7 separate regions of the Homo sapiens genome follow, and all the other regions are linked to region 7. A link is a loop called in an ENCODE intact Hi-C map of the cell type or tissue named here. Cell type or tissue: heart right ventricle. All regions are shown on one strand.

What was found. A loop is a pair of places that touch in the nucleus more often than their neighbours do. Peaks named below come from ENCODE experiments on the same cell type or tissue, not always from the same donor. Only the 100,000 strongest peaks of a DNase experiment are listed, where the experiment ranks them.
Region 1: a loop joins it to region 7, with 2.4 times the contacts of the local background. A loop is called at or near these places in 27 of 110 quality-filtered maps.
Region 2: a loop joins it to region 7, with 2.6 times the contacts of the local background. A loop is called at or near these places in 10 of 110 quality-filtered maps.
Region 3: it touches region 7 in a loop (2.2-fold over the local background); 27 of 110 quality-filtered maps call a loop at or near these places.
Region 4: it touches region 7 in a loop (19-fold over the local background); 65 of 110 quality-filtered maps call a loop at or near these places.
Region 5: a loop joins it to region 7, with 2.4 times the contacts of the local background. A loop is called at or near these places in 21 of 110 quality-filtered maps.
Region 6: a loop joins it to region 7, with 11 times the contacts of the local background. A loop is called at or near these places in 75 of 110 quality-filtered maps.

What each region holds. Positions count from the first base shown.
Region 1 is chr9:108,283,444-108,287,443 of GRCh38, forward strand. All of the region lies in intron 4 of LOC105376214 (a long non-coding RNA gene), which reads right to left. Among named protein-coding and RNA genes, the nearest start is that of ACTL7B, 570 kb to the right of the region's middle. RefSeq lists an enhancer at 1-332. In heart right ventricle, no CTCF peak of the experiment used is centred here; no DNase peak of the experiment used is centred here.
Region 2 is chr9:108,294,794-108,298,793 of GRCh38, forward strand. All of the region lies in intron 4 of LOC105376214 (a long non-coding RNA gene), which reads right to left. Among named protein-coding and RNA genes, the nearest start is that of ACTL7B, 560 kb to the right of the region's middle. In heart right ventricle, no CTCF peak of the experiment used is centred here; a DNase peak (open chromatin) is centred at 2,368.
Region 3 is chr9:108,270,274-108,274,273 of GRCh38, forward strand. The region is part of intron 4 of LOC105376214 (a long non-coding RNA gene); the gene reads right to left. LOC105376212 (a long non-coding RNA gene) reads right to left here. Exons shown (of 3, transcript XR_930235.3): 1 at 1,091-4,000. Among named protein-coding and RNA genes, the nearest start is that of ACTL7B, 580 kb to the right of the region's middle. In heart right ventricle, CTCF peaks have their summits at 2,446 (motif pointing left) and 2,649; a DNase peak (open chromatin) is centred at 2,458; H3K27ac peaks cover 629 bases.
Region 4 is chr9:107,481,973-107,485,972 of GRCh38, forward strand. KLF4 (KLF transcription factor 4) reads right to left here. Exons shown (of 5, transcript NM_004235.6): 5 at 2,880-3,954. The coding sequence ends at 3,779. Among named protein-coding and RNA genes, the nearest start is that of KLF4, 5.8 kb to the right of the region's middle. In heart right ventricle, a CTCF peak has its summit at 2,344; no DNase peak of the experiment used is centred here; H3K4me3 peaks cover 1,957 bases; H3K27ac peaks cover 2,353 bases.
Region 5 is chr9:107,423,780-107,427,779 of GRCh38, forward strand. It overlaps LINC01509 (long intergenic non-protein coding RNA 1509), which reads right to left. Exons shown (of 8, transcript NR_121581.1): 7 at 3,502-3,556. Among named protein-coding and RNA genes, the nearest start is that of LINC01509, 41 kb to the right of the region's middle. In heart right ventricle, CTCF peaks have their summits at 1,644 and 1,850; a DNase peak (open chromatin) is centred at 1,522; H3K4me3 peaks cover 844 bases; H3K27ac peaks cover 1,112 bases.
Region 6 is chr9:107,463,733-107,467,732 of GRCh38, forward strand. It overlaps LINC01509 (long intergenic non-protein coding RNA 1509), which reads right to left and starts at 2,853. Exons shown (of 8, transcript NR_121581.1): 1 at 2,736-2,853. RefSeq lists a silencer at 1,940-2,119 and an enhancer at 2,622-3,121. In heart right ventricle, CTCF peaks have their summits at 2,014 (motif pointing right) and 2,224; DNase peaks (open chromatin) are centred at 2,019 and 2,469; H3K4me3 peaks cover 1,344 bases; H3K27ac peaks cover 485 bases.
Region 7 is chr9:108,564,222-108,568,221 of GRCh38, forward strand. No RefSeq gene overlaps it. Among named protein-coding and RNA genes, the nearest start is that of ACTL7B, 290 kb to the right of the region's middle. RefSeq lists an enhancer at 1,706-1,825. In heart right ventricle, a CTCF peak has its summit at 1,741 (motif pointing left); a DNase peak (open chromatin) is centred at 1,750.

The DNA of each region.
Region 1 (4,000 bases), 280 kb before region 7:
GTCTATTACGCCATGCTTGTTCCAAGGCTCCAGCATTCAAGTTCTATCTCTGGCTTTTCTGCCTGGGACAATAAGACCTTCCTGCTATTGACGATTCCTGGATGTCTAACCATTCCTTGTTGATTCTTTTAACATTGCTTATGTGTCTGTAGATCCTGTCTTTATGAAATTATATTCAGCTAACCCCTTTTGAGTGTACCATTTTGTTCCCTGTTAAGACTCTAATGATATAGTATTGAGCTAAAAACTAGTGTATATTTAATTCCACCATAGTTTAGAGACTTAAATTGGTCTTAAGATATCTAGTAAATAGCATCGTCTTGCATCTTATGGAAATGAATCAGCTGAAATTGCAGTGAACACATTTTGTTTGGAGCTGATCAGCTTGCTGGAGGGCCCATAAACTCCCCACATGTTATTGGCAACCACTACGGTGAATGAAATTTCCCAGTCGCACTTGGAATGTGATGTTTTTCCATAAGGCCGTGCTACGAAGATGAAATCCAAAGAATATGAAAACACGCTTTATGGACCCTGCCAAGAAGTCCTCTAGAATGTAGGCAAAATGGAGCTAAAAGCATTTGTAACTCTGTCATAGAAAGTGGGGCTTTGGTTGGGAGAAGTTTGACTGAAATCACTTGAGCCCTCCTGACGCTGGCTTTTGGGAATGAGTGAGTACTTTGTAAATGAACTGAGAAATGTCTCACCCTTAATTACCTTTTTGAAGCTTTCAGAGGGCTCCTACACAATAGCAGTTTGTCCATGAAACACATAAATCAAAGGGCCAACCATGAGGCCTGAAGTCATACCTCAGTAAATCTGTTAGGTGAAGGCCAAGACTCTGTTTACTAATGCAAAAACAAAGTTGAGATTTTAGCTTCTTATCCTAAAAAGTTTGTCTCCTCCACCCCCCAAAAAGTGCACCAAACAATTGCCAGCTACCTATCCTGATAAGTGTCTGTACAATAGTCTTATTATCTGCCTTAATCCACATACAAAGACCTACCTTATGTTATTTACAGGCACAACATGCAGGAGGTGCTTCTCTCTGGGAACATTTCAGGAGATGCCATTGTTGTTGAGGTTCTTTGGTCTTGTGGCTTTTGGCACTAAGGCAAACGTGGTAACTGCAATTTTCACACATTCGCCCCAGAAGAACATTTTATAAGAGAGTATGTTTGCTCTTCTAAAGCTATCTATGAATTATTCAGTATCTATCCTCTCACTCCCCCAACTCCATCCTAACAGTTTTCCTGCACAAACTTTTAGGGCTTTCCACTAACAGGAGAACACAGAGTAGGTGATCTGATTTTTGCATGAATAAATATAAGTGCTTCATGAATATATTTTTATTTCTAGTCTGTAAGAATTTTTGTGGGATGATAATTACATTTGTTTTAATTGCCCTGTTTGTTTAAAAACACTGGGGATGTTTTTCTTCATCCATCTTCCAGCTTATGTAGCTTCAGACAAGTGACACAGCATCTCTGGCTTTTCCCATCCATAGAACTGGGACACGAGCTTTTGCTTCATTGCACTGTTGTGCTGATTAAATATTATAATCTTTGTGAGCAGCCTAGCATCATGATGGGCATATTAAAGAGGTTCACCAGTATCCAGCCCATGCCATTCCTTCTGAACTGTCAGCATGAACGTATCATGTAAATGGATATAGAGAAGGATGGAAAGGGCCCAGGGAAGATTCCCTATTTGGAGGAAACATGGATTTAATGGTTTGGTGGACAATCTGGGTTCACCCTACCCAAATCTTTGCTGATGTTTTAGATCTTGTACTCAGGCCACCTTTTTCAGGCTTCCCTAGTGGTCAGGTGGTTTTTTACTAGAAATATTTCAGATGGTGAACTTTATATTTTATCCATTTTTTTCTGTTTCTAGATCCTCTCCTAGCTCTCCAGCAGATGCCATTTTGTCCGTGATAGTTTAATAAGTTTCTAATACCATGTGTTTCCAATACCATTTGACTTTTCCCATTATTCTTCTATTTTACCATCATTTATAAACACTTTCTGTGTGCCAGGCATAGTGCTAGGTACTAAGGTTGTAGGAATGAATAACCTGTGGTTCCTCAGCTACAAAAGTTTACATTTCCATAAGGGAGACAGATCAACGAATAAATTCTACAGTGTAATCACGATAGAGGGATATGAGATGTTGTTGAAACCAGTGCCAGGATAGGGTAAAGTAAGTTAGGTGACTAGGATGCAAAATTTAAGAAGACCTGTACTCTCAGTGTCATGGGACTTGCAGAGTTGGCACTTGTACCACCCTGAGAATGAGGGTTTCCTTAAATTTTGTGCCCAAGATGCCTCACTTACCTCACCTTTGTCCTGGCCCTGGTAGAAACATAACAGAGAAAGACCCAGCTCTCCTTTGTGGAATCCAAAAATTTTCCCGGAGCAGATGACCTGGAACCCAAGCCTTTGAGAAAGGGCAAGAGTTAGCCAGGCAAAGAAAGAAAGGTGGGAAAGGTAGAGGTGTCAGCAAATGTACAACCATAGAGGAGAGAGCAAGCATAGCACGCAGATGCACCTGCAAGTAGATTGATATGGCTGCATCAGTGCAAGGTGGCTTGGAGAAGTGGGCGGCAGGACAGGGATTGCCTAAGGATGAAAAAAAGGGCCAGTTCACAGAACCCAGGAGAGAAACATACTGTATATTTAGGAGGACCAAGTAGTTTATCATTGAACTTGGACACATTTGAGGGTGAAAGAAGGTATTACCCATAATTGCTAAGGCAGCAAGATCAAACAGGAATGTGTATGTATATAATACATCTGCAGTACACAGTAAGCTATTGTCTCCTGACATTGTCCTCAATGTAGCACTTCTTCCACTTTCCCTAGGAGTTGGAGGTATTTTACTTTTCTTTAGTATAAGGGGAAGACCTCAGGGAAACAAACAATGTCAGGAAAATAGCTTGTGATTAGGAACCCAGTAAGATCCCTTTATAAATGTGAGGCTTGAAACCATGTTTGGGCCAGTATCACTCCTTGTAAGGACCATGTGACCAACTCAGCAAAGATCTTTCTGCTTTTGAACACTTCTACGCTTCTGAACATGTGTATGAGTTTTGATTTATAAATGCTAAAAGGATTGCAGACTTTTTGTCCACAGTAGTGAATGAACCAGACACTTTAAACGTTTATTCCAGCAAGCATGATGCCGGTGTCAACTGAAGAATGACGTGGTTCATCAATTCATAAAGAAGAGTTTTATTTCTCATAAAGAGCAGCAGCCTGCAGGGTAGCCCTTCTGGTAGGCTGGGAAGCATAGCCTCTGATCAGAAGCCGAGAACAGATACTTGGAGATAAGGGCAAAGGGAACAGGAATTTATGCTGAGCAGAGTGGCTGAATATGCCTATTTAATAAACTATAAGAGGAGTCATGAATATTTATGAAAGGAGAAACACACGCATGTGCAATTGAGATTTATGCCCCATTCATAGGTCCCATGTATAAAATACAGCAGCATTAGCATTATTCGAGGGTGGAGTTTTCTGCCTTCCGATGTCAAAAGGTGAGGCAGAGGATATGAAAACCCTTACTGTGCATTATCTGTAGCACAACTCCATGGTCAGTGGTCTCTTATCAGGCCAAAAGGCAAGGCACTCTCAGATAGTTGGTTACTGACAGTGGTAAAATCTTCCCAGCACTTTGGGAGGCCGAGGTGTGCAGATCACAAGGTCAGGAGTTCCAGCCTGGCCAACATAGTGAAACCCCGTCTCCACTAAAAATACAAAATTTAGCCAGGCATGGTGGCATCCACCTGTAGTCCCAGCTACTCAGGAGGCTGAGGCAGGAGAATTGCTTGAACCCAGGGGGCGGAGGTTGCAGTGAGCAGAGATCATGCCACTGCACTGCACTCCAGAGAGACTCGTTCTTAAAAAAAAAAAAAAAAAAAAATCCTGGTTTCTGGTTTCTGTTTAGCCCTTAGAGAAGAAAGGCTAATGGTGACAGAAGGTCTAAGGAGGTGTTTCCG
Region 2 (4,000 bases), 270 kb before region 7:
GCAAATCCAGATCTGCTAACGAATACAAATAATAGGGTCTGAGAAGTGATTGAATGTGTTGAGAAACAAAGAGAAGATAGAGGCTTTTTAGCTGACTGAGAGAACATTTCCATGAAAAGAAATAAGAAAATTAGGAGAAAATAATCTTTGGGACAGGAAAGATGGGTTCGGTTTGGAGAGTATCGTGCTCTGAATTCACTGAGCAACATGAAATTTCTCAGGGGGTTGATGTCTTGAAAGCGATCAGCCAAAATTATGTTTACTTAATAGATCAATCTGTCTTAGATACTGCAGAACTCTGACACACACCTTGGCAATGACTTTCTGCTTCTACTCAGAAAATATTCTGGGTCACCTTCCTGACAAGATAAGCAAAGAACTGGCAGTAAATTACTGTGACTGTACAGTGGGCAGGAATAAGCAAGATGTGGCCAATTCTCTGTAAAGGATATGAGTGTGGGAACCACAAAATACCGTAAACTGTGGGGAGGGGAACAAGTTGGGACGCCATCTTTAGAATTTGTTTTCATTGACCTTTGAATTTATGTATTTTTTATTTTTTTGAGACAGGGTCTTGCTCTGTTGCCTAGGCTGGAGTGCAGTGGCGTGATCTAGGCTCACCGCAGCCTTGACCTCCTGGGATCAAGCAATCCTCCCACCTTGGCCTCTGAGTATCTGGGAATACAGGTACATGCCACCATGCCTGGCTAATTTTTGTATTTTTGTAGAGACAGGGTTTCATCACGTTGCCCAGATTGGTCTCAGACTCCTGGGCTCAAGCCATCTGCCCGCTTCAGCCTCCCAAAGTGTAAATTTGTTTCTTTAGCAATCAATATCCAAAAACTGTGCTACACTTGGGGAATGCAAAGTCACAGTGCTGCCATTGGGAAGCTCATAACCCATCTCTGGGGTGCATAGGCTGAGACTCACGTTATAAAACAGGTCTGTACAATGTTTTGAAGGAAATTGCCAACAGAAGTAATGCAAGTGGGGGCTTGAAGAATGCATTAAAAAATTTCCAGGTAGAAAGGCGTAAGAAAGTGCAACCCATTCCTTTTTCATTTATTCAACAAATATTTATTTAGCCTCTTTAATGGGCCTGGTCCTCTTTTAAGTGAAGTGTCTCAAGGATATACAGCTCAAAGATTGAGCTCAAGATACGTGGCTCCTATTTCCACTATCCCGTGACTCCTCCAAAGGAGACCGTGACTTTCTGGAAAAGGGTAAGGACTACAAGTGAAAAATAGGGAGTGGGTCCAAAGATAAATTCCCCTCTATATTTCTCTGTGGCATACTTGCCTTAAGGGTTGAGTTAGACACACAGGCCAAGAATTTATGGAATGGGTACAAAAAACATGGATGCTTACCATTTGGTAAGCATACACCATAATCTCAGCACATTTTAAACTCATTCTAACTTTACTTCTGATGCCAAAACAGAAACTCAGAGAGGTTAAATATGCCCTCAAGGCCACAGAGCCAATAAGTAGGAGAGTCTAGCATGTTTCTGACTCATATCCTATGCTCCTACCACAGCACTGAAATTCCCCCAGAGCCTGTAACTAGAGTGTAACTATTTAGCCATGAAAATTTGAATCCTTCAGATCTCACATTCCACCGGTTGTTCTACTTTTATAATTATCATTACTCTTTCATACTAGTATACAAATTCATCAGTAGTGAGTAGGACTTTTGTGGCAACCATACTTCACAATTGGATGGGTTCTTTTGGGCTCTTGCAAATAGGGACGAGCTAGATGAAATTAATTATTGGATGAACTTTAAGATCTCTCCTTCACTTGAAATGCTGATTCCCTGAAAACTTCAGAATGAGGCTTCAAATCAATCTGTTGACTTTCACTGGTCACCAACACATTTGAAATTTCCCTTCCCACTCTCCCAGCTTTGTTTGTTTTTTGCTTTTGTTTGTTTGAGTGATTGTTTTACTGTGTATAATTCTCCCAAAATGCTAGTAGAGATTAGTAAAGTTATACAAGACCTCACATTATCAATCTAGGCTATTCAAAGCATATGCTAGCACTGACTGTTTTGTGGATATTATTCCTCTTGGTTCCAATTTATGTCAACCAAACAGAGCTTTTGCTACAAACAAAGTTGCAACTACAAAATAAAGTTTTGAAAAAGAGTGTCTGGGCAAGGCACAAGGAAAGACTGTATCTCTGAAATTGACTCTTGGTTTTTAGAAAAAGAAGTGGGGCAGGGGGAGGAGGAGAAGAGGGGATTGTGCCTCCTGAAATTCAGACAATCAATCCAGAGAGGCAGCTCAGCCTCACTTCTGTGGCTGAGAACTTTGACTCCAGCTTCCATCTGGTTTCCATAAGGCAAGAGAACTTGGCAAATGGCTGGCCACGTAACTTCAGCACGTGCACATCCTGACCACGAGCACCAGTAAAAGGAGCCAAAGGGAACAGACAAATTTCTCTCTGTTCCTCTGTATAGTATAGGGAAGAAAGAGTTGCTTTAAAGAGAAACGGAGTGCTCTGCAACCCTATTGGGCAATGTCTTGGTCCATTTTCTGTTGCTATAACAGAAAACCACAGACTGGGTAATTCAGAAAGAAAAGAAGTTTATTTAGCTCACTGTTCTGGAAGAAACTGGGAAGTCCAAGAGCATGGCTCTGGCATCTGATAATTGTCTTCTTGCTGTGTCATAACATGGCGGAGGGCATCATATGGCGAGAGGGCAAGAGTGTACCCACTCACGTCTCTCTTCTTCTTTTTATAAAGCCACCAGCCTCATCATGGAAGCTCCACCATAATGTTTTTATATAATCCTAGTTACTTACCAAAGGCTATACCTCCAAATACCATCAACATATGAATTTGGGGTTTAGGTTTTAAGCACATAAAATCTGAGAGACACATTCAAACCACAGTGGGCAGGTTCACAAAGAACTGCCCATTTAACTGCATCAAAAATGCCCACCTCCGATGGAGATGATATTACCAGTTATTCTAAAAATGTCTGGTAAATGTTCTAACTCCACTGCTGCCTTTAATTCTATATGGTGTGTGCACAGGCAGCAGGATCTAAGTGAAAGAACCTAAACTTGGATCTAGATGGATATGGCATAAGTCAACAGTTCTGTTACTTATAACTGTGAAGCCTTGAACACATTACTTAAACTGCTTGAATAACACAGAGTATTCTGTAATTTATGAGATCTTTGTGAGATGATATATATAAAACATCCTGTACACAGTGGGTGCTTCATAAATAGTATTTATCATTAAGTTTGAGGTGATGCTTTCCTCCAAGATTTTATTATTCAAACACGCTCACAGTGTGTCTGGCTCTAGGATACCGTACATACATCATCTCCATTAATGTTTTGAACATACCTTTGTTGTTTTTATATTATGCCACTTACAATGCTTCAGTTCAAATAATTATGGAATATCTGTTTAAAGGGAGTCTTCAGCTCCATGGCCTTACAGATGAGAATGCAGAAGCAGGAAAAAATGCCACAGCAAGTCAGTGGCAGATCCAGGCCTATCCCAGTATCCCGAATCTCAGTTTTCTGTCTACTATTTCACCTGCCCTCATAAATGTTTCTGAAGCTAAAACAATTACAGTCATCCTTCCAAAAACCTCATCATAAAATTGTAGAGCTGGGATAGAAAAGTTTCTTCCACTGCTGTCTGGCAGGCTGAATTATGGCTCTCAAAGATGCCTGAGTCTCAGAACTGGTGAACATTACTCTGTATGAGAAAGGGTCTTTGCACATATGATTAAGGATTTGGAGCAGGAGAGATTATTCTGGATTATTTGAGTGGGCATGATATAATCACAAGAGTCCTCACAAGAGGAAGCAGAAGAAACCAGAGTCAGAGAGAGGGCCATGTGAAAATGGAAGTGGTAACTGGATGATGGGCTTTGAAGACGGAGAAAGGAGCCACAAGCCAAGGAATGCAGGTCACTTGTAGAAGCTGGAAAAGGCAAGGAAACAAACTCCTCCAAAGCCTCCAGAGGGAACCAG
Region 3 (4,000 bases), 290 kb before region 7:
AACTGAACTGAAACCATGCAGTCTTTCAAAGAGAAGGCCACCAGCCAGAGAGAATAGTGGAATTATCAGATGCCTGTGCTATTCCTTGCACAGAAAAATCAGGAAACTGGGTTTCTGTAGATTGTCTGAAGCCAGCTTCTCCCCTACCATCTGCCATGGCCTACCATCTCCTCCATTCTGGGTACCCAGAGAGTTGTGTCACATCCATTATCTCATTTAGTCTTCACAGTGATTCATTAACTTTCAGGGGGCACTTTTAAAGGTGTAGGCTTTTTGCAACCACCTGTCCAAAGGAAGTCACAAAGTCCTAGAGACGGCAGCCAATTGCAGTATTTTATTTTTCAGAGACAGACGCTAATTACTCTGTGAAATGACTGAATCAGCAAAGTACTATGATGTTGCATGACAACTGTGAAAGAAGCATATGATGTTGTGTAAATATTTCTTTCCTTCATCTAGGTCATTAGTTTTTAGTACCTCATCATTTTGCTGCCTTGCTTTCCACATTGATCCTGCCACTTCTGTGTCATGGGATTTAGAGGTTTCAAACCAAAATCACCCGAGCTGGCTCCAACACTCACCAGTTGGGTAATCTTGGACCCTGGCCTTCAAAATAGGAAAATTACCCACCAAGATGATTGTGAAAAACTAGGACAGTGAATGGCCCACTCAAAGAGATCAATAAATGTGGTGCTTTTCTCTTCTTCAAGGTTGTTGCCCAGATTACCTAAGATCATATACGTGAAAGGGACTTTGTGTCTTGTGAATGGCTTACACTGGTGTTGATTGTTATTATTCTTTTACTTTCCTTTCCTTCTAATTTTTACCTCCAAGCCTTTTTTTAAACCATAGTTTTGGTTTTTATAGGAATTATGCTTTAAAAAGACACCTACCAAGTATCACACACCCAGTGAGGTGTGCCCCATCCATTATCTCATTTAGTCTTCACAGTGATTCATTAATTCTCCCGTTTTTTACAGCGAAGCAAGTGCAACTCTTAAGAGTTGCCTGTGATTTGAAGACTTTGCTGTTAACTAGTGTCAGGACAAACTTTTGAGCCCAGCTTAGTCTGACACTCCACTTTGCCTACCTGGGAGAAGCCTCAGAGATCCCTGTAGCCCGCATATCCTGTCGTATCCACAAGGGACTTGTCCCAGGTCACAGAGAAAATCACAGGCAGCACTGGGGCTAGAACTCACATCTCCTGAAGCTCAAACCAGCACTTCAAGTTCTCTGCTGTTATGTGTTTCAGTCACTTTCCCGACCCAGGAGAGGCACGATCTAAATCATCCTTTCCCAAACCATCACCCAGAAATCTCTATTTGACAAACTTCCGAGACTGCTTTCTTTGTGATGCTTCTAATCCTCATGCGTGGTGAGGAAGATGGCAGGTAGGGGAAAAGCTTAGGAGCTTAGTTCCTGTTTATCCATGTGTCATTCTTTTAGTCCCTGAGGCTACAATATCCATTTAGAAAGATTAAATAAAATGGAGTTGGGGACAGAGAAAGGGGAGCTCAGGGGGAGGCCGAGCGAAAGAAGAAAGTGGAATTCTCTAAGCATTAGACTAAAGAGCCTAAGACATTACTCATTCTCAAATGGGTCTCACTTCTTAAAGACAAACTGGCTTCCTGGGAAATCGCAGGCAGGTGAAAGCAGCTTGGGTGATTCTTTTTTTGTCCGTGAACTTGGCTTTTCTTTTCAGCATTCTCAGGTGCACTCAGGGCCCTGGGAAGAGATTGGGCTTTTTCAAAAGACATTTCCACCTCCTAATCTCTGTGCCTACAAACCAAATATTGATCTATTTAGTAAACCAGCCCATGGGAGGAGAGATTATAAAGCCCTGTTTACTCAGCAGTTGGGCCCCCCTGACAGCTGTTCAATGAGGGATTATGATGTCACAGTGGTAATTACACTATAAACAGGGGATAGGAGGAGAATAAAGCATGAAAGGGAACGCTGGGCTTGTTACCAGGCAACACAAAATATGCAACCTGAAACCAGGCAAGCATGTAAATTTCCTTACAAGCCTCCCAGATGTCCTCACTTTATGGCCAATGCTCAGTTTCAGTTTCAATTTGTTTATTTGCCCTTCTTCAATCACAAATGTGGAGCTGAGAATGTTGGAAGAGAGAAGAGAAAGCAAGGAAAAATAAGACAAGGAGGGCCCCTGCTCTCTCCCCCGGGGGTGTAAGTGGGTCCTGAGAAAGAGAAGGGGCTGAGTCCGCTCTGTGCAGGAAGCTCTAGAGGTCAATGTCCCAGAAGGAAGATCAACCCAGTAAAGAGGCTAAAGGCAGCTAAGAAAAAGAGCCCAGGAAAGAGGAGAAAGAGAAAAGGGGAGTGGAAAGTGAGAAGATAAAACTGGCTACCTAGGAAAAGGAAGAAGAGTCCATTGCAGGATCAGACCCCAGGAACTAGAAGGGGCCCCTGGAGTCCCCACGGTCACAGCCCCACCTAGTGGGTGCCCTATGTTCTTTATGCTATTCTTTTAGTGATGGCATTCCTCATGGTGCCAGGCAGCTCTGCCTTTCTCTGGGTGGCTTTATCGGAAAAGTCCTAGGTTGAGCTGAAATCAGCATCCCGGTTCTAGACGCCTCCCCAACCCATTTGTTCAGATTCCACGCCTCAGGAAAAGTACCTTACAGCCCCACAGAGATTTGGAAACAATGGCCAGGATACCCTGTGTTTTTCTTCCCCTGGATTCTCATTCCAGCAATAGGTCTCCCGGTGGGCTTTTCAGACGAAATTGCTTCTTGCCCAAATCAAACAATTTTCAGTGTGCCTATGTTCCTCTTACAATGTAGGCTTTGAAACCAGACACACCCTCCCAGGTGTGGTTTGACCTCACAGAATTAAACAGAGCCAGCTACATCTCCCCTCTCTAGTCTCATCCATGAGGCCCTGCTGTTTAGAGAGCTACAGAGGTGGGCTGGAAATGGCTGCAGCAGGCGCATGAGAGTGGATTGTTAAATTTTCAGGAATTCTGTGAGCCGGTTGTGAATCCTTGGTAGCTTGAAAGCCACCATGGGGAAAGTATTTGCACCACAGATATCGGGCAAATGCAGGAAACCAAGGCTTTCCTTTACCATCCCCCAGAGAGCGGGTCTACCAGCACACCACTGTCCCCGACCAACCACTTTCCACTTCTTTTGGGATTCAGTGCCTCGCAGAAGATAGGCAGAAGCCTGAAGCCAGAGAGCCTCACAAATGACAGGCCTTCCTACAAAAAGCTTTGAAAGAGGGAACCAGTGCCTCTGTTAGATCTAAAGATCATGGGACAGGAGTTTAATTCCTTTTGACTCTTCCAACTAGCGTGACCACCTTTGCTGACTAAGAACCTTTCTCTTGGGAGTGGCTCACATTATGGCCACACAGTTTTCCACAGGGCCCTCCAAGAGGCAGATGTTGAATGGCCAGGTTGCCTAAATAAATAAATAAATAAAGTCACTAAACTGAATTGTAGAGGTGGCTGCAGTTGCTTGCATGGACACAAACACAGCAGCTCAATCAGTGGCTTTTCTGCAAACCTGGGAATTCTGTGAAATTTCTTCTTTTTTTTAACTCTAGGAATAACTGTCTAGAATGATGGTTTGGCCAGAGCTAAGTTTCCATCCTGGTTCAGCCCCTCCCTTGGTGTTTGATGGGATGTTCATTAGTTTCCCTTGCTGGGCCTCAGTTTCCATATCAGTCAGTGGTATGGGTTGAGTCTTAGGATGTCTAACTGCAGATGAGTTTTGCAACTGACTCCAACATGGGCTGTGGCATTCATATTCTGATGAGTGCAGTGAGCAGAGCTGAGTTGGTTGAGCAGTGTTTTTGTACAAGCTAATCTTACTGTGCAGACTTGCTCTCTGCCTTCACTCCTGTTGTCCTGGGTGATGGTTTGTTTGCTGTGACCAGCCTCTCCTCAGATGCACTGTCAATGCTGATGAAATTGTCCTCAGTATTGCAGCTCTGGGCCAGATTATCTCCCAGAGAGTCTCCTCCAATCCCAAGCTGATTT
Region 4 (4,000 bases), 1.1 Mb before region 7:
TACAAACTGAAACAGGATAGCAAGAGTCAAATACGTTTTCAGGCAGAAAGAATTTTATCAGAAGAGACATTTTGCTGGAAAATAGGTGGACTGAAAGTCTGTTGATGTGTGTAGGAAACATCATTGTTAATCCTTTGTGTGTGTAGGCACACAAGTTAAAATAAGAAACAGTAAAATTAAGTGTCATAAGGAAAATATAATAAGCAGGCATCACAATTATTAGGTACTCTTTATTGTATAGTGTATAAACGGCTCTGTAACACCATAATGACAGCACACCTAGGAGCCCACAGCTGATAGGTCCCAGAGTAAATAATTTAGCTATTGGCGTATGTCGAATAGTATTTTGTTTGGTCACAGTTTTGGGAAATCTTCCTCATTCATTTTAGATATTGAAGCTTTCTTTTTCAGGCTAGAAAAAGTTAATGTAGGCTGGGTGCTATGGCTCATGCCTGTAATCCCAGCACTTTGGGAGGCCGAGGCAGGAGGATTGCTTGAGCTCAGGAGTTCGAGACCAAACCTGGGCGACATAGTGAGACCCTGCCTCTATAAAATTTTTTAAAATTAAATTAAAAATTAAAAAAATAGGGGTTGGGGAGAGGGAGCATCAGTTAGAATAGCTAATGGATGCTGGGTTTAATATCTAGGTGCAACAAACCACCATGGCACATGTTTGCCTATGTAACAAACCTTCACATCCTGCACATGTACCCTGAACTTAAAAGCTGAAGAAAAAGAATTAAATAAAAATTAAGAATAAAGAAAAAGTTAACGTAGAGGAATGTTAATCTATGACATCAGAAAATTTTAAATAAATTTAAAATTCTTGATAGTTTATGCATGTTTCTTCTATTCGAGATAATATGCACTTAGCAAATATAAAGATGGCATTTTTCAGTCATTTTCATACACCGTGTGCCAAAAGATTCTGTATAACAGAGGTGGATTACAAAAGCAACCAACCACAATTTAACAGAAATTTAAGAAATTTAAACTTAAAGAAATCTAAACATAATTTACAGAATAATGTGTTCTAATGAGGGCTTTTTGTTTAAATAATTTTAATTGTTCTTTATATCTTCATTCTTATGAAAAAGTTTTTCAAACTTACTATAGCTGTTTTAGAATATTTGAAAACTTCAAAAAAGAAAATTTAGGCTGGGCACGGTGGCTTATGCCTGTAATCCCAGCACTTTGGGAGGCCTAGGTGGACGGATCACTTGAGGTCAGCAGTTCGAAACCAGCCTGGCCAACATGGTGAGACCCTGTCTCTACTGAATATACAAAAATTCGTCGGGTGTGGTGGTGGGCGCCTGTAATCCCAGCTACTCAGGAGGCTGAGGCAGGAGAATCGTTTGAACCTGTGAAGTGGAGATTGCAGTGAGCCGAGATCACACCACTGCACTCCAGCCTTGGTGACAAGCAAGAATCCATCTCAAAAAAAAAGAAAAGAAAATTAAAACTGAGAAAACCAGTATGAATATTTTGGCAGTTCCTTCTAGGGTTTTCTCTTAATTTCCTTTTGTTTCTCTCTCTCTCCTTCAAAGCACACATACACTTAAATGTACACAGTTGAATTGGTACTGTTGATAGTCTTATATCCTGCTTTTTCCACTTAACATTACTATGAGCATTTTTCCATGTCATTAAATATGCTTTGAATATGTTCTTGGCCACATAAAATTCCATCCTATTGATGCACCTGTTTTCTTTTAAGCAGAGACACATGCTATGCTTTCCAGTCATGGTGGACTCTCAAAAGCCAAAGAAAATACCTTGTGCTGATCTACCATAAGCCTCTTATAAACATCCATTTTTTATTTCATTTATTACATGTACCCATGGTACAAACGCACCTCTGGACACTAGATACAATCAATAGTTAATAAGCACTCTAAAAAAAATGCCAGTGAGCAGTGAGCTCTGTCCCCTTGATGATGTTTAGTCACCCACATCACTATTACAAGTATATAAGGTGTCAACAAGTGTCACAAATGCTTTTTCCATTTTGCGATAGCCCCAAATGAATTTCAATCTTTCAGGCACCCATCTCAAGAACTTCAGATTCTAACAGGGCAGTTTTGAGTTTTAATATTAAAACTTCTAATATAAACGCTACAAACTTACCATAACACCATCTTACTTTACACTTAGTTTTATGAATTTGAATAATTTTTAAATTATTTTATTTCAGTTTGTTTTCCCACCTTCAGTCAGGGGAACTGATTTAGCTTTAAAACAATCTGCCAGAAACTTTGGTTCTGACCTCTTTAAGGCTGTAACTAGTAGAAGTGATGTATCTTTAACACACACCAAGCATAAATGAACCCTTTAATCCTCAGGAGGGCACTGTGGAACTACGTTCTTAGGGTTGTCTGCTGTAGGAAGGTTCTTTTGTTACTCAGATGTGAGGGGTGCTGGGACAGGCCTCCACAGAAAACTTTTTTATTTTTATTTACTTTAAAAGACAAACCATAAAGATTTTTTTCAAATATGAAACTGAAATGTATATATTTCATAAATATTTTCATACTAAACTGAGCAAATTTAAGGATGATTAAGCTGTTTCTACTGGGAAAATCATAGGTAAGGAAACTGCTTTCACGTAGCTTTACGTACATTTGGAAAGAGCAAACCTGAACTGGGTTTTTAATCTTGTAATTTTTAAACGTACAATAATCAAGAGTTCTCAGCCCTATATTGATAGTATTTATGGTAAAACTAAATAGTTTTTTTTTAATAAAAAAAGGTATTTTAATTTGTTGACATAAAGTTGGCTTTTTTGTGCGTGCTTCTTACATGCCTTATTAACCCGGTGTGTTTAAACCAAACACTGTTCATATTTTTCCAGGAGGAAAACAAAACAATAAAAAACATTATTCAGATAAAATATTATAGGTTTATTTAAAACTTAATTCTCACCTTGAGTATGCAAAATACAAACTCCACAAAATGTTCATTTTACTTTGTAGTTTACAAATATACAAAATAGACGTTTGCTTAAATTTATATTACATATTTATTAAGGCAAGGAACTATATAGAAAAACACATTTGTTCTGCTTAAGGCATACTTGGGAATAAACCATTGTACAAATTATTGCACATCTGAAACCACAGTGCATAACAGACTGTCTGCATAAAAATGCTAAAGAAGTAAACCAGGTATATTACCTGACTTAGGTCATAAATGTTGATCGGAAGACAAATATAGATTTTCCTTGTCAAAGTATGCAGCAGTTTGAAAACTTTGGCTTCCTTGTTTGGTACCTTTAGAACCAAGACTCACCAAGCACCATCATTTAGGCTATTTAAACATGTTTTCTGTACCTGAATTTCTTCCTCTTCTTCTAACATCATAATAATGGCTTTTAGAAGGTAAAGAGAATACAAGGTGATCTTTTATGCTTATATTGCATCAATACACAATTCAAGGGAATTCTGGTCTTCCCTCCCCCAACTCACGGATATAATTTATACCCTGATATCCACAACTTCCAGTCACCCCCTTGGCATTTTGTAAGTCCAGGAATATTCAAGTCGGATTTAGAATTGGAATGATAGAAGATCCAGTCACAGACCCCATCTGTTCTTTGATTTTTGTCTTTTGGATTCCTCATTTTTCCTGATTATCCACTCACAAGATGACTCAGTTGGGAACTTGACCATGATTGTAGTGCTTTCTGGCTGGGCTCCTTCCCTCATCGGGAAGACAGTGTGAAAAGTAAAAAATACTGAATTCTCTTCTGGCAGTGTGGGTCATATCCACTGTCTGGGATTTAAAAATGCCTCTTCATGTGTAAGGCGAGGTGGTCCGACCTGGAAAATGCTCGGTCGCATTTTTGGCACTGGAACGGGCGGTGCCCCGTGTGTTTACGGTAGTGCCTGGTCAGTTCATCTGAGCGGGCGAATTTCCATCCACAGCCGTCCCAGTCACAGTGGTAAGGTTTCTCACCTGTAAAGGTAAAAGAAAAAAAAAATTGACGCTATTGCTATATCAA
Region 5 (4,000 bases), 1.1 Mb before region 7:
GGACGAAGAAAGTGGGGCTGGGTGGGGACGGGGAGAGACAAGAAATATAAAGAGACTGTTAAGTGCTATTAGGGCAATAAAACTGGATAATATGACAAAACAGGGATGGAGTGGGACTGTTTAGTTAGTAGCCAGGTATGAGAAATTTGAGTTGAGATCTGCATGATACGAAAGAAGGAAGCTGGTTGGGTGCAGTGGCTCATGCCTACAACCCTAACACTTTGGGAGAACGAAGCAGGTGGCTCACTTGAGCTCAAGAGTTTGAGACCAGCCTGGGCAACATGGCAATATCCTGTCCCTACAAAAAAATACAAAAAAATAGCTGGGCGTGGTGGCAGGTACCCATAGTCGCAGCTACTCAGGAGGCTGAGGTGGGAGGATCACCTGAGCATGGGGATTCGAGGCTGCAGTGAGCCATGATTGCACCACTGCACTTCCAGCTTGGGCAACAGAGTGAGACCATGTCTCACAAAAAAGGAAAGAAAGAAAAAAGAAAGTCATGCTGAAAGAAAAGCATTGCGCGCAGAGAGAAAAACAACTGCAAAGGCCCTGAGGCAGGAATGAAGCCTGGCCCATTGGAGAACGTCTGGAATAGCTCTGTCTAACAAATACAGTGTGAGTCATGGGCATCATTTTAAATTTTCTAGCAGCACATTTTAAAAACAAAAAGAAACTGGTAAAATTAATTTTAATATGTTTAATTTTTTATTTTATTATTATTATTATTATTATTATTATTTTTTGAGACGGAGTCTTGCTTTGTTGCCCAGGCTGGAGTACAGTGGCATGATCTGGGCTCACTGCAACCTCCGCCTCCCAGGTTCAAGTGATTCTCCTGCCTCAGCCTCCTGAGTAGCTGGGATTACAGGCGTGCGCCACCACGCCCAGCACATTTTTGCCTTTTTAATAGAGACGGGGTTTCACCATTTTGGCCAGACTGGTCTCGAACTCCTGACCTCAGGTGATCCACCCGCCTCAGCCTCCCAAAGTGCTGGGATTACAAGCGTGAGTAACCACACCCGGCCTGATTTTATTATGTTTTATTAAGCCAAGAGACAAAAAAAAAAATTAATGACATTTACCTTTTTTTGTTTCCTACTAAATCTTCAAAGTCTGGTGTGGGTAGGAGCACATTTCAAGCGCTCAGTGGCCACATGCAGGTACCTAGTGGCTAGCATTGGGCAGGCCAGTGTGGGTGGTCCTAGGAGCCTTGGGAGGGTTTTAAGTCAGGGGTCAGAACTAATGGATTCTAATGATTCAGAACATCCCAGCTAGTTCTTGGAATCTCAGAGGCGAAAGCTCTCCTTGTACTCTTTGGCGACGCTGCCTCCTGGCGCAGGTCGCTGCACACAGAAGGGAAAGCCCCCAGCTCTCCTTCCCGGCGGAGGCTTCTTCCCTCCCCCCAGAGTCTGGTTCAGAGGAAGCCAACGCCTGTGCACGTGGGAAAGCAGCGTGGCTGGCCCTGGGCCTGGAGCCACCTCCCGGGCCCACTCTGCCAGGCCCCATTCTAGATGCCAGCAGGCCGGCCCCGCCCCTTGGACACGGTTTTGGTTTTCGGGTGCAAACAGTCTACATTCCTCTGAAGAGGCCCGCTCCGGCCTCATCAGAGCTGGCGAAATCAACGAGAGAAACAGGGGACGTCGGCCCGCAGTTCCCGCGAGCGCCACGAGGGGCGCACGCAGATGAGGCTCGCAGCGTTGGCTGCCGCTGAAGCTCCTGGAAGTCCCCCTTGTCCTCTTCCCCGTGGAGACCCCAGGCGTACCACCACGATGTTCCTTCCACCAGCCTCACCCTGAACCCAGTAAACTCTCCCTCGAGCGATGACTTAGGTTCTCCAGGGTCCCAGGCCTTGTGGGAAAGTGCCCGCAGAGCAGGCCAGAGACAAAGGAAAGAGCGGGTAGCTGAGACTCGGGAAGCCCATCCGCTTGATATGGGGATAGGTGGAGACTACGGTGAATCCAAAGTCTGTGGGTTCCGAGACTGGAGCCAGGAACAAAAAAAGATTCCACTGTTCGGATGTTTTCATCCCTGAGGCTGAAATAACAGCTGAGGCCTGACTACTCACGTGGTGTCTGTGGCCAGAATAGGACCCACATAATAATGGCTTAGCTCAGGGAAGGGACTTTCTCATTCCATAGCGCAATACCGTCATAAAGGCAACAACAATGGACGCCTCGCCTCTGCCCTCTCCATATTTCTGTGCTTTCCAATGGCATCCCCAAAACAGTGTGACAACGCTTCACTACTGGAGGACCCTGGAGGGACCTAGAGTTGGCCGATTGCTAGAGGAGTAAGAGATTGGCCCAGATGGTTCCTCACCTGTTAGTTCACCCTCCCTCAGCCACTTGTTAGCAAGAGAAGGCTGTTTGGGGTGGGCTTTCTGGTAGGGAGGGGGTCATACTCATCTTTCTAGAAAAACTATCCCTGGAAGGGGGTCATACTCATCTTTCTAGGAAAACTATCCCTGGATTGTGTTTGACAACGCTTTTGCAAGAAAGCATCCAGCTTGAGGAGTAGCTTACCTCAAACAGCCCTAATGATATGGCACAGCCAGCTCACCAAGGAATGTACAAGCTGCATTTCCAAAGCTGCAAGACGAAACCAAATGACTACGTATGCCCTGGACAGAGTACGATTAGGAGGATATGAAGAAAGCAAGCCTTGGCCAGTCGCGGTTGCTCGTGCCTGTAATCTCAGCGCTTTGGGAGGCCGAGGCAGGGGGATCATTTGAGGTTAGGAGTTCGAGACCAGCCTGGTCAACACGGTGGAACCCCGTCTCTATTAAAAATACAAAAACTAGCCAGGCGAGATGGTGCACGCCCGTAATCCCAGCTGCTCCAGAGGCTGAAGCAAGAGAATAGCTTGAACTTGGGAGCCAAGATCGTGCCACTGCACTCCAGCCTGGGCGACAAAGTGAGACTCCATCTCAAAAGAAAAAACAAAGGAAAAAAGAAAGCAAGTCTTGGTTTGAGAAGAGCACGTTGACGAGGTGGGTCATAAACAGGAAAAGTCAAAGAAAAAGAAAACAGTCTGGGTGGGGCACAGTTGCTCATGCCTGTAATCCCAGCACTTTGGGAGGCCGAGGTGGGCAGATCACCTGAAGCCAGGAGTTTGAGACCAGTCTGCCCAGCGTGACAAAACTCCGTCTCTACTAAAAATACAAAAATTAGCTGGGTGTGGTGGTGCACACCTGAAGTCCCAGCTACTGGGGAGGCTGAGGTGGGAGGATCACCTGAGCCCAAGGAGGTCAAGGCTGCAGTGAGCCATGATCACGCCACTGCACTCCAGCCTGGGCAACAGAGTGACACGCTGTCTCAAAGAAAATAAATAAATAAAGAAGACAGTGTGGAAGGGGCCTGAGAAAAGTGTAGGATTTGGAAACGGAAGGAAGAAGAGAAGAGTGTGACCTCTTATTAAGTGCCTTCTGTACCTCCAATGGACCATAGCCTCTACTAAAAAGTACTTGCATGTACTTTGAATGTATTTAGTCCTCATAGTAACCTTCTGAGGGCAGGTCCAAATCCATAATGTCTGCAATTCCAAGTTTCTGAAAGCTCTGAAAAAGTGGAAACACTTTTGTAACTTATTTGGTGGTGAAACCTAATTTATAATAACATGAGTATCCCACTCAGTGTGAATAGTAATACTTTTGCTGTGAAAAACACTAATGTGTTTGATATTTGCGGGCTGCCCTAGACTCCAGTTGGGTGTTGTGTAATTTATATACATGTACTTGCTGCCTTTCTAAAATCCAAAACATTCTGAATTGAGACATATCTGGCCTGGAGAGGTTTTTTTGTTTGTTGGTTTGTTTTGTTTTGTTTTTTTGAGACGGAGTCTGGCTTTGTTGCCAGGCTGGAGTGCAGTGGCATGATCTCTGCTCACTGCAACCTCCGCCTCCTGGATTCAAGTGATTCTCCTGCTTCAGCCTCCTGAGTAGCTGGGACTATAGGCATGCGCCACCAGGCCCAGCTAATTTTTGTATTTTTAGTAGAGACGG
Region 6 (4,000 bases), 1.1 Mb before region 7:
ATGGATATAATGTACACAGAAGTGCACTGTGACTGGTGAGGCCATGTAAATATTGAACACTGGTTTTCTGTATTTTTTTTTTCTCACTTAAAGTTCATCATATTAGAGATCTTGAGAAGTTACCAGTATGGGACCTCAAAGTTGCTGGTGCCTTATCACACAGTCCCAAAATTTGGATTGCTGGCATAAAATATTGTATTACGGCCGGGAGCAGTGGCTCACGCCTGTAATCCCAGCACTTTGGGGAGGCCAAGGCAGGCGGATCACCTGAGGTCAGGAGTTCAAGACCAGCCTGGCCAACATGGTGAAACCCCGTCTCTACCAGAAATTCAAAAACATTAGCTGAGCATAGTGGTGGGCGCCTGTAATCCTAGGTACTCAGGAGGCTGAGGCACAAGAGTCGCTTGAACCCGGGAGTGGGAGGTTGCAGTGAGCCAAGATCACACCACTGCACTCCAGCCTGAGCGACAGAGTGAGACTCTGTCTCCAAAAAAAAAAAAAAAAAAAGAAAAGAAAAAGAAAGATAAGTTTACTGGGCTGGGCGCAGTGGCTCACGCCTGTAATCCCAGCACTTTGGCAGGCTGAAGCAGGCGGATCACCTGAGGTCAGGAGTTTGAGACCAGCCTGGCCAACACGGCGAAACCTCGTCTCAACTAAAAATACAAAAATTAGCCAGGCATGGTGGTGGGTGCCTGTAGTCCCAGCTATCAGAAGGCTGAGGCAGGAGAGTCACTTGAACCTAGGAGGCGGAGGTTGCAGTGAGCCAGGATCATGCCACTGCCCTCCAGCCTGGGTGACAGAGTGAGACTCTGTATCAAAAAAAAAAAAAAAAAAAAAAAGAAAAGAAAGAAAAGAAAAGAAAGAAAGATAAGGTTACTGGAGTTCAGAGAGGTTGCAGGAGAAAGATAGCCAGGAACTAACTAGCAGGGCTGCCCTTGACAGTCAGGTCCTCTGACTGTGCATTCCATTGCACTATGTCTCAGGACTGTGTGTTATTATTTCTAACATCACCAATTTCCAGAAAGGATCCCAGGCATTTGTGGAAGGGGTGTCAAGGGGAGAGAAGGAAGAAGAATCCCAACAGTTAAAACCTCCCACAGCCCAGGCTTCCTGGTCACAGACAGGGCTGCAAAAGGCACCCTAGATGGGCTAGCTGCTGTGGGTGGGTGAGACTTGCATTGAGTACCTACTATGTGTTTCAGGAAAAAGGACCCTGAGCGTCGTGGCTCACTCCTGTAATTCTAGCACTTTCAGAAACTGAAGTGGGAGGCTTGGTTGAGGCCAGGAATTTGAGACCAACCTGGGCAATAAAGGGAGACCCTCTCTCTACAAAAATAAATTAAAAAGAAAAGAGCGCCGCCTGTGAGTAGGGTCAAATGTTATGCACTGCACCTGCTACGTGCTACAGATACAGGTGGTCTGGGACCCGCCAGCTGACAGTGGGAGTGAGTTTGCCCCGAATAAGGAGTCCTTCATTTCTCATCTTGTAGCAACTCTGTGGGTGGAGTATGATTACTCCCATTTTGCAATGAGAATATTTAGGTTCAAAAAGGAGACAGCTGAGGCCACAGCCATAGATGGAGTTAGTGGCACTGCAAGACTGGACCCCAGCTGGGTGCTCAGGTTCCTTTTCTACCTCAAAGGAAAGGTAGAAACCATCCCTATCTGCCACAGAGGAGCAGACTCCAGAGAAGCCAAAGCCTAGCCAGCGAGTAATCATAACGATGTCCGTCTTTTAGCGAGTATTTGTCATGTAGCAGACACGTTATTGCACATTCCCACTTAATGGTTACATGACCTTGTCCCGTCTATTTTCACGTTAGCCAAAGGGAAGCCTAGAAGTCCACAGTCCCCGGGAGCTGGAAGCCAGGCAGTGACAGCGCCAGCGTATTCTCCTTGACTTGATTGTAAATTTCACAACTTTGGTAGCTTCAACAGGGAGGAAGAGGAGGGGCGCCGGCTCCCTCCAGCAAAGGCGGCGCGGAGCGGGTAGCCAGGTCCGGAGCCGTCCTGTGCCGGGCCGTCCGGTGGGGGGCACTGCAGACCGCGCGGGCGCTGCGCCCGCCTCTAGCTCCGGGCGCAGAGGGGTGGCCACGCTCTCCTGAGTCCCTCGCGCCCCTAGCCGCGCCTGGGAGAGCGGACTGGCCTCCCAGAGAGGATGCGGGGGAAGCCGCACAGGGGCCCACTGGGACTGGGTAAGGGCGCGGGATGGGATCGGCTCTGGATATGGGTGCCCCCCGAGCCGCGCCCCACCCCGCGAGCGCTCCCATTTGCACCTCCACTTGAGCACGGAGCTTCAAGAACGAGCTATTCTGGGGTGCGGGTTCCGACACTAGGCCCCACACGGATCTGGGGACTGGTTTGGCTACGACCTGGCGGAAGGGGGGAAACCTGGCCTGAGAACGGAAACTGCGGGACGATCCGGCGGCGCACTTAAATCTGGCTCCGCTGCTTCCTCGCCCCGCCCCCGCTGTCACCTTCCTCTGCTTCTGCGCAGCGATTCCACACCCCACTCCACCCCATCCCACCCAGACCGCTCACCCGATTCTGACTTTGAACCCAAAAGCGATCAGGCGTGTTCTGGGCCCGGCCACAGCCAGCGGGCGCTCTGGCCCTCGCAGAAGCCGCCGCAAGCGGGCATCGCTGTCCCCAGGGAGGGGACCCCAGCTAGCACCAGTAGAGGTGCAGTCACCCTTTTTAAGGTTACTCGGAGGGTAGATGCGGCATCCACTGACCTTGATCTTTTCCCACAGTCACCTGGGACCCAGGCATATAATGTGGGCAGTTTAATGAGGTGTAAACGAAGTGCAAATGGCCTAGAAGCCCCTTGAATGTGAAGCAGGATGGAGGCTTTCTTTAGAAGGGGGGTTTTACTCACTCTGGGAATTCTGGTAACAGCAATAGTCTCTGATTGTTAATTGGTCATAATTACTTTGTTAGAAGTCTGTACACCATTCCAAGTTCTAAGGCGACGAGAAAGAATATTTCTGACATTTACAACGGGAGGGAAACAGCATATTACTTTCTCCATTAGGATATACATTAGCATATTGTTGAATTGAATTTTCCGCCTTCACTTTTTAATATATTTCCAATTTCCAACTACTCCCTGGAAAATTTTAAAAAGGGGCAGCAGAAGGATTGGTGATGTGCATGCCACAGATGGAGATGGAAAAACTGCCCAGAACATGTTGACATTTGTAAAAAAGTTAACATCCCCCCACACTTTAAAACTATGATATTAGGAATAGCATAATGGCAAAAGTTACTCGTACAACATCTGTTCCTTCCAATGGGAGGATTTCTTTCCTGCCAAGAATTTATGAATTTTCTATAGGAGCTTGGTTCTGTTCGGGGAAGAGGGAAGGAAGCCAGCCAGAGCAGCCCCTTGGCTTCAGGGAATGCAGGGATGCATTGCTCCTGGCTTTTAGATGGCTCCTGAAGCTGCTGATGGGGCCAAAGTCACCCTTCAGAAGGACTTGGCTGCAAACAAGAAAAATCTCCAACAGCCACCCATGGTTTAAAGTGACTAGGCCGTCACTAAGAAAGGTCAAGGCCATATGGCTTGAGGACAGAGATGAGTTGGTTATAACTCTCATTCGCAGAAGACCTAATCCTTTTTGGAGGGCAAAGGAAAGAGTTTATTATAGGGATAAAACCCAACCAACTCATATCAGTTCATTTCAAATGTTTCATTCATTTTCACATTGACCAGATAAGTGTTTGTTCACTCATCTCAGAAACTTCAATCTCTTCATCTACCATCAATTGTCTTTTACCCTTGCTCAATTGAATCTCTGGTGACTGGAAACTTTTATCTTTCTAAAAAAGCATGATGTGAGTGCTCAAAACAGCCATCTGGGTGAATAGGACGCTAAGTGGATTAGCAGTTGAAACATTAATGATTCACTTTTGACTCAAAGCAAGTTTATCTAAGCAGATTTCCAATGGTCTTCTCTTTTGCAATCAAAAGAACTTTCTGCTCTAGAGAAGCCTCTGT
Region 7 (4,000 bases):
TGGTTGATAGATTCAATCTTAAGATTCAGATAAAAATTTCATTCATTCATTTACTCAATAAATATATTGAACTCCTATTATGTATCAATAATTGTCCCAGACATTGTTTCAGATTTAATGAGTTTCCTCATTCTTTGCTCCAAAGAGAACTTGAGGCAGCTTGAAATAATAGTTCAGTACAATAAATACCAATTTTGAGAAAAATAAACTGAAATCAGGCATCATATAACCACATATGTGTAACATAAGGTCCTTCTTAGTTATTTGCTAGAGATAGGCCACTAGTTATTTGCTAGAGGAGACTAATTGTCTCTGAGCTTGCTAGCAGCCAATGCAAAGAGGGAGACACTATCTATTTCATAATTTTCTGGGTCTAAAAGATACAAATAACATCTAAGCTATTTCTGATACTGAGATCGAATATTTAATGTCAGTTTGTCATAAATACATCAAGCTACAGAAACCTTAATTCAGCAAACATTCACTCACATCTACTCTTGTGCCAGGTATTATAATGAGTGAGATGAGTAAAATCTAGTCTGTGCTCTTCAAGTTTTTCATGTTCAAAAACTGCAGATCAGGACTCGTAGACCGTCACTGTCAATTCCTCCCCATTCCTGAAGATGCCCCATCAACCCACCATGATGTTATGAGGCAACCTTCTAGAAATCTTCCTAGCTTAGGGAAAATTCCAGCAGTGTGTTGAAGCTGGGCATACAGAGATGGGGAGATGAGGGCAGGAATGGGGTGTTCTCTGTGGTTAGGAGACACAATGTCCCGTCTCCACCCATTGCAGCTCTAGAATGTGTATCTAGAACACAGCACATGGAATTTGCGGATGTTTTTTAAAGTCTTTATCATCAACAAAAAATCTGCTTTGCAATGCTTTAAAATGCCACCATTGGCAAATGAGAATCATCTGACCTGAAAGAAGCTGAAGGCCCCCTCTGTCCTGTCTAGAGGGCTGTGCTAATGCCAGGCCAAGGTAACCCATTTCTCCCCAGAACAGCCAGATTGCTCCTGGGTACACAGAAGTTGACTAAGAAAATATACTGCCCTTCAAAGGATCTGCTCTACAGATCTTTGAAGGCACCAATTTTATTGTCCTCATTGTCCCAAGAAAGCATCCCATCAAAACCCATTAAACAAAAGTGAGTCATGAAGCAGACGAGTGACTTACTCAAGGCCATACAAGGCAGAGTAGGAACTCGACTGCAGAAACACTCCACAACATGCCTAGACCCTATTTGGGATTTTAAATCTCAGCTCTGTTGGGACTGTGGCTTCCTGAGTATAGAGACCATGTCTTCATGTCTCGTTCATTTCTGCAGCCTCAGTGGCCTATCCTATGCCTGGAACAACATTAGGAGGTCACACTGTGCTGTTTGCATTCGGTTCTTACAACCCAGGGGTGGATGGACTCTATCTAGCACAGACTATCAATGCTGGAAGCACACTGGAGCACCTGGGAAATGTTAACAAAACATGGATATGTGGGCCCCACCCTGAACCAAGTGAATCAGAACTGCTGATCTAGCTCTTAAAGTACCAAAGCATGGCCATCTTGCCTCGGGCTGAAGCCCAAAGTCACAACAGATCTCCAAATGCATTGTTCTTTGAAGGTTAATTCCATTGGGATGTCCTTGCCAAGGCTTTCCCCATGGTAATCCCAGAATATTCTTCAAAAACCAAGGGCAGGAACCTATTCCCTGTTACTGTTCATACACTGCCATCTAGTGGTTGCTGTGGCTCTTCCGGGGGAGTGTCATAAAGACATAGTTGTGCCCAGCTGTAGCTGAGAGATTTCCTTGTGTGCCAGAACCCCAAGCCATTTTATTATTTGGATGTTCTTTCCTTGCAGAATGTCCCATGATTTCATCTCTTAGGGTATCTACAAGTCTTTGATTTTATTTGGATAGACAGTCCAGGGTGGAAGTGGAACCAGGCCCAAACTGAGAATCAGCAACCTGTATGTGGGCCCTGTGTGTGAGCTCAGCAATGTGCCAGTCATCAGACCCTGGACATGTCATTTAATTTCCTGTGCTTCAGTTTACTCATTTGAAAGATGAGGAGAATAACCCAGCCCTCTACATTACCAGAAAGTTTTTATATCAATGAGATCACTAATGTGTGAATTAGCACATTTGTCACAAACATCCACGATCATGAAAATAAACAAACACACACACACATATTCCTTGTTATGCGGGTCATGACACACGTGGTACATGGACAATGAAAAATAATTCACTGATTAAATACATGGAAGCTAATTTTGTGATTTTGAGTCCTATGATCATGAAGATGACAAAACTACCTTTCAAATGTGTGGCTTCGACTTTCTAACGGAATGGATAGAATTCACATCCCACTGAAAAGAGTTCTAGGTCCACTGGATTAACTGAAAGGTCACTAAAGCAGAGAATTCCTGAGATGGGTCATTAGTGTCTCCCTAACCCAGTCATCATTTTGTGTTTTTTTTTTTTTTAGACAGAGTCTCGCTCTGTCACCCAGGCTGGAGTGTAGTGGCGCGATCTCTGCTCACTGCAACCTCCACCTCCCGGGTTCAAGCGATTCTTCTGCCTCAGCCTCCCGAGTAGCTAGGACTATAGGCGCACATCGCCAGGCCAGGCTAATTTTTGTATTTTTAGTACAGATGGGGTTTTACTATATTGGCCAGACTGGTCTTGAACTCCTGAACTTGTGATCCACCTGCCTCGGCCACCCAAAGTGCTGGGATTACAGGCGTGAGCCACCATGCCCAATCCTCAATTTAAAGAGGCTGTTAGGAGAAGAAGACCTGTTGGTGGATTCTAACTCCTTGTGGAGATTCCAACCAGGAAACCTCCTGGTGCAGTCTCCATCCCGGGAAGACCAGGGGAGGTGGCGGGAAGCAAGTCAGGAAGTTGCAAAGAGAGAAGCCTCCTAGGAGCTTTCTACCTGGGGAAGTGCTGTATGCAGGTTCTACCTGGGGAGAGGGTGTCTTAATAAGGGGCATCTCAGAAGAGTCTTGCAATTTGAAGCCCACACAGACTCAAATCTATTCATTGGTGGGGGGTGTAATTTTCCATCTTTTGCCAATTGCACTTTTTAAAGAGCTAAGGGTCAGCTTACAGAAACTAAAAGATAGGACTTTAAAATTTATTTTAATGCTTTAGTCAGAACAGCAGCAAGTCTCCTACTCTGGTATGTGTAAGAATCACCTGGGAAGCTACTTTCAAATGGGCCCCAAGCAAAGATCCTGACTGCAGTGCTTTGGATGGAGCCCAGGATTTTTAATTTTTAATAGACACTTCCAGGTGATTTCATTCCAGGTGCTCCACAGATGGCACATTAAGAATCCTTGTTAAGAAATCTGATTTCTCCTAGGCTTTAGATGCTATAAAGCCACCAATTTTTATCCAGTGGAGTGGGACAAGATGTCTACTGAGATAGGTTAAAGCTCAGAATGGGGAGCAAATTCCCCTAAACACATGGTCTGGGAGGAAATCCAGTTCAGCAAAGCAGAGAAGCCAACAGTCTTGGCATCAGACAGTAGGTGGAGGTCAGGATCAAAAGACATAACGCAGCAGGTCAGAGGGCATGGCCAAGGTAGGCATGACAAGCATGGGGTGTTAGATGTCACAATTTCTCTGATTCTCACTGCAGGAAGGGAGGTTTCTATTGTCTCTATTTTATCACTAGGGCAGAGGAAGTCTATTGTTTACCCCTCACTGTATCTATCATACCATCACCTAAAGAATGCTGTGGTAGTTTCCAGGGCCCCCTCAGCAGGACATCGGGGCCTTTACACATGCTCTTTCCTTAACTATGCCCTCTCTAGTCTCTTCCCCCATCTTTCTCCCCTGTCTGGGGGACTCATGGCTAAAGACTGAACTCAAACATCTCTTTTCTTGCAAGACCCAAAATCAGAACAAATTATTATTGAGATTTTGAAGCACTTATTTAACAATAACTCATCCCCAGACATGAGCTAGGCATGTTGCAAAGGTATCTCACG